2 separate regions of the Mus musculus genome follow, and region 2 is linked to region 1. A link is a loop called in an ENCODE intact Hi-C map of the cell type or tissue named here. Cell type or tissue: heart. All regions are shown on one strand. Links, peaks and the distances in the headings refer to the core of each region. The heading gives the core; the rest is flanking DNA.

Evidence for each region. A loop is a pair of places that touch in the nucleus more often than their neighbours do. Peaks named below come from ENCODE experiments on the same cell type or tissue, not always from the same donor. Only the 100,000 strongest peaks of a DNase experiment are listed, where the experiment ranks them.
Region 2: it touches region 1 in a loop (1.8-fold over the local background); 1 of 42 quality-filtered maps calls a loop at or near these places.

Annotation. Positions count from the first base shown.
Region 1 is chr8:122,110,943-122,113,748 of GRCm38, reverse strand. It overlaps a transcript of Zfp469 not described here. Among named protein-coding and RNA genes, the nearest start is that of Gm34413, 17 kb to the right of the region's middle. In heart, for the core only: no CTCF peak of the experiment used is centred there; DNase peaks (open chromatin) are centred at 1,258 and 1,758; H3K27ac peaks cover 601 bases.
Region 2 is chr8:122,049,427-122,052,232 of GRCm38, reverse strand. It overlaps a transcript of Zfp469 not described here. Among named protein-coding and RNA genes, the nearest start is that of Gm34413, 44 kb to the left of the region's middle. In heart, for the core only: no CTCF peak of the experiment used is centred there; a DNase peak (open chromatin) is centred at 1,572; H3K27ac peaks cover 208 bases.

The DNA of each region.
Region 1 (2,806 bases), core at 58-2,557:
AAGAAGCCAGCACAACCATCGTCCTGGACAGAAGCTGACTTGGGGATTTTTCTCAAGGTCACAGAGATTCACGGACAGAATTGAGACTGAAGTTCTAACCTTAGGGGTTATTAGTAAATCATCTACAGAGGGTAAGGGGCATACAGTTACCTAGCTGGGATAACTAGTACAGTGGGTAATAGGTGGGCGGTTACATCGCAGGGATCGTTAGTACAACTGTAAGTAGATGACTGACATCCGTGGACAACTAAGATAAGGAGTGGCTGCATACACATCTATGGATGAGGAGCCCAGCAGCTCAGGGTGATTGGCTACGCATCTGTGGATACCTAGCACTAGTAGGGGTGACAGGTTAAACTCGCCCGGTGGGTATACTCGACCTGTGGCATATCCACGGACTAGTACAGCAAGGGACAGGTGGCTTGTCATCCTGTGGTAGATGAGTGGCATGGCTGCTGAGGCCTCCTCTAAACCTGAATCTCTCTCACTGTGTGCCTTGGGGAGGGCATCTCTTCCCTTTGAGCCTGAACCCTATGGGCTACTCACTGATGTGGCACCTGCTGTGTGCCTGAGAATACATTCATAGTGTGACCAGGGGCACTCGTGTTGGGTTCAGGAGTCTGGGTAACTGTTTGGAAGAGCACCCGCCATCTGGTGAATGGCTACCCACCTCTCCACAGGGAGACAAGACCTGGTAACAAACTGCACATTTTCCCACATTGATACCTGCTTCCAGACACTCTGCCCTGACGGGGAGACTAACGTGGCAGCTCCCTCCAAGGTCAGCCTCAGCACAGACCACGGAGCCGTGACCACCATGTGGCCACTTTTGTGGCCAAGCCTGAACCCAGTGAATCATCAATACACAGGATCCAGCCATGAGATTCCCTGAAAAGGGCTGGTAGCAAAACCAACAGACACATTAGAACCACGGAACAGGATGTCCTGGCTTCAGGGAACCCAGGTGGGACCCGATCCAAATAAGAAGCAACAGGGTTTTCAGAGTACCCCCTCCCACCCCACCCCACCCCCAGCTCCGAAAGGCACAGGCTGTGCTCGCCACTGTCCCTGAGAACAGCAGAAGCCAAGGCTGCAGAGAGGCTCTGGGAGCTCCTGGCCTGTGTTTTGGATCCAGCAGAAGTGGGCCGCAGTCATAGCTCATGCTCGCCCCCCCCACCCCCCGCCCCCTGCCACCACAAGCTTTCCAGCCACAGCCATGAGGTGACATCATGGGGTCAGGGGCTATAAACCGAACTCAGTCAGAAGAAGAGAAAGAATGGGAGAGGGTGGCCCTCAAACCCACTTCCTGTCTCCTGATCATCTGGTGATCTCCTGTGTCAGCTTCGGTTCCTTCCCCTCCCGCCAGCTTCCCTCCCTCCTTGCCAAAGCCACAGGCTCCCCTCCTCCACCACACTTGATCAGAACCAGGAAAGCGGCACCAGAGCAGGTCCCTCCACCTCCTAAGAATACCGGGACCCTCTCATTGGGAGCCAGCTTGGCCTCTGACATAGCTAGTGCATAGCCACAACCTGCAGACCACCCCAGTCTGCCCCCGAGCTGGTAGCTCCAAGGGGCAGGTGCTGCCCAGATGAAGTGAGACTGGGGTCCAGGTACTATCCTCTAAGTGACATGACATTGTCAACATTGCTCTGGGACATCCACACCCTTCTCTGGACCTCAGTTTCCCCAGCTGCCAAAGGAAAGGGTGGGTCTGGCTTCTGAGGTCCCAGACACAGATGGATGAAGGGGTGAGTCAGAGCGCAGGGCTGCGGTCTCACGTGGAAGCAGAACTTCGATGATTTCACGAGAGGCAGAGCACAGTCTCCTCTGGCGGAGCCCTTGCAGCTTCCCAAGTTAATCACCATGGGAACGATTATCTGGCCATCGGGCCATCCTCCTGCCCTCCTCGAAGCTCCATCCCGCCTTCACAAACCTAGAGGGGAATCTCCACAATTTACACAGACCATCAATCACACGCAAGCAAGATTTCTGTTTCAATAGCTGGGCATAAAGAAAGTAGCAAGAGTCGTTGGGGTTGAGCCTAACATGTCCAGCCCTTCTTCTGTCTCTGGGACACTGAGGTCTCAGAGTCACATCCCATTTCTATGATTTCTTTAAAAATTACACAAGCCATTATTCATCCATCCAGTGAGGATGGTCCCCGTCTTGCCTACCAAAGCAGGATTAGGCGCTAGAGATACGTCTCAAGAACTCTGTTACTTCCTACCTGGACCAGGGATGGCAGAGGGTCTAACCTATAACACCAGTCCCCTGAAGCCTCTCAGATCATCTCAGACCTCCCCAGAAAGCCCCCACTCATTCACAACAGCTCAGAGTACACATTAATAAGTCGAATATTTTCCTACGATCCCTCTCTGCTGCCTGAGAAAATGGCTACTGATCGTTCACCACCCTAGTTCATAAGTCATTCCAGATCATAGAGCCAGGCCCTGCTGCCCTCTGTTGGCCTCCTCATCTTCACGACTTTTCCAGACTGGGAAGGGGGGGTGGGGGGGGGGTCATTTGTCTACACTACAAAGCCTCGTGCTCTTCTGACAGCACATCCTATGTACTCATTATTTATTGCTGAGATCTCTGTGATTACAACACAGCCCAGCTGGAGTCCTGACAACAGGCAATTTGCAAGCCACCAGCCACGCCTTGAAGCCCAATCACATCCTCGCCCAAGTGTGTTCCGCTTAAAGATAGCACGTGAAGAAAGAGCAGCCTGTCAGGCCACCCCTCTGAGGCTTCCAAAGCCCTGGGTTCTCAGAACATGTCCAGCACGCATTGCCTCATGACCCCC
Region 2 (2,806 bases), core at 203-2,702, 62 kb after region 1:
TCACTGCCAGGCCCAGCCACTGGAATGGAGCAGACAGGAAGGCAAAGCAGAGAGCAGTCCTCAACCAATGCAGGAGAGGCCAGGACCTAATGGAAATTTTAGAACCTGGGGGTCAGGAGAAAATATTCAGACCTGGGATCGCATGAAAAGTCTCTGGCAAGACCAAAACTATGGTTTATAGGGAAAGTGGTGAATTGCGCTTCATCAAAATGAGACTTGATCACTGGTGACAAGTTAGAAGGATGAAAAGAGAGCACACAGGGAGGGGACATTGCTGAGGTCCCTTCTAAGGAGCTCCCAATCTCGAACATACCAAGAAGTCTCATAACTGCAGAGCAAGCACAATGGATGTGCCAACTGGAAAATGGGCAGAGGTTCAGAGAGCACTCCCTGGAGGACGGAGGTTGGTGATGAGTGGGGCATGAGAGATGTTAGGTGGGGGAATGCACATCACCGTCGGCTACCAGAGTAGCTGAAATGAGGCAACCATCAATACGGGCAGGGACTCAGAAGATCGGCCCTCTCCAGAGCAAGGGACACAGAATGGGGCAGTCATCACAGGACGGTGCTACTGTGTCTCCTAAAGCCACATGCACAGCTGGCACCAAGTCCAGCATGGGCACACGTAAGGAGCTTGTCCCAAAGGACAGACCCGTCCTCACATAAAAACTACAAGAATGTTCCCATGCTAGTTACTCTTCTTGTTGCTATGACGATGTACCAGGTGAGACACTACTTACAGAAGGAAGGGGTTAATCTGGCTCACAGTTTTGGGGTACGGTCCCATCATGGTAGGCAGGAGCAGAAGGCAGTTGGTTGGTCACAGGGCAGCCACAGTCAGGCAGAGAGTTGAATGCTAGGGCTAAGATCCCTTCTTTTGATTCAGTCTGAGACTCCTATACATGCGATGGTGCTACACACAATTATGGTGGGTTTTCCCATCTCAGGTAGCACAATCTAGAAACTCCCTCACAGATGTTTCCAGGGGTTTGTCTCTCGGGTGATTCTTCAGCCTGTTGAGTTGACAATCATTATAAACCAGCTTAGCCCACGTGTTCCTCAAGAGACAAGCAGACCTCCCCAGCTATTGATTCTTCAACCCACCTCCCTCCTCAGTGGGTCTATGCTCAGCACGCCATGTTCCAATGAGCTCAGGCCAAGATGGCTGATGGGACAGGAGATCTCACTAAACCCACCTCCAATTAGGAACAATTCCACACACAGGCTGAGAGCCCTACAAAGCTTAGGAAAGCATCGTCTCTGGACCAGAAACATGGGTCCCCAAGACCTCACTACTGAGAAGCCATCTGCTGCAGTCCTCTGCCCCTTTGTCTATGTCTTCTGAGCTTGGAGAGCAGCCATGACCACACAGAACACAGACGCGCTGTCCTCCTTCCCGGGTCATGTCTGGCAGACCTATGTGAAATCCACTCCAGAACTGCGCAGTGATCCATCAACAGCCAGTCCCAGGGGTGCCCAGCCCACCCGGAGAGTCAAGCACTGTTGACTATGGAACGGGAGAGTGCCAAGTCCCAGCGTGAGAGCCTTCATATGATGGCTGGGGCTGTCCCTGACCCTGCATCCTGGGCTGCTTCTGGAGACACGGTCACCATGGGAAACAAGTTCTACCAGACCAAGGGCCGCAGGCTTCACTGTACTGTCACACCTGTGTAGGAATGGGCAAACAACCCATCCACCTGCTGTGGCAAAGGGGAGGAGCTGAGGCCTTCTGTCCATGGGTTCCGGTAAGGGTTTTGGTCTTTGGAAAGGCTTCGTAGGACATATATGTATGAAAGCTGCCCTATTTCAAAGTTGAACAGAGGGAAGCCCAGGACACAGAGCCACCCACCTAAAGCCACACAGCAGCTCAGGACACTCTCATTCAGAGTCTCAAGACCTTGCACCAAAGATAACAGAGACCTTGGGTACACAAAGCCATGTGCCACCTTCAGTCCAGGGAGGGGACAACCCCAGGATGCTTCAGCCCCTTCCTAAAATGCCTGGAGCCCCCAAAGACCTGCATTGAGAGCTACTCCCCCCCCCCTCCTGTCTGGTCTGGGTATGGAGTACTCCCTGCAAGAGGCTCCACCCCCAGCTGCTGCTGGTGGTGATACTGAGTGCTAATTGGATAATGAGAACATCTGCTTCACTAGCAGTCCACAGAGATTTGCTATAGGGATGCTCTATGAGGAGGGACAAAAAGCCCGTGTGGAAGAAGTGGCTGAGCGGACAGGATACCATATCCCTGGCCCAGCTGTCTCTGTCCTCTCTCTCTCCATTTCCTGGCAACCTTGAGGTAAGCAGTCTCAGGGCCACACACTTCCCCACGCTTCAGTCTTTCCACAGACCTAGAAGCAATGGAGCCCCAGCCATGGGTAGGGCCTTTGAAGCAGGAGCCAACAAGAATCTTTCCTCTTTTATGTTGATTTTTCTTGGATATTTTGTCACAGAGACAGAAATTAATATGCCCGCCAAGACAGCTACCTGCAACCATTGCAGTAGGCCAGCCAGAGCTGTGCCTGCACCCCACAGGCCCCCCGACTCATGCAAGACTGCCACTGCTCACTGCCCATGCACTCACAGGTGCTCAGGCTTTAGGCTTTCTCCATCTTAGGAAAGAATCAGAGAACCCATCCAGGAACCACATCCAGGCCCAGTGGTGTCTCCCTGTTTCCTATTCTGGGCTTGCTCTTTTCCTAGTTAGAGCCACAGACCCTGGCGTGCCACAGGAGGTAGCATGTTCCTCTCTTCAGTGTGCATGGGGCTGGCTCCTCAGCTTCCTGTGACACCCAGTGTGCCAAAGAGG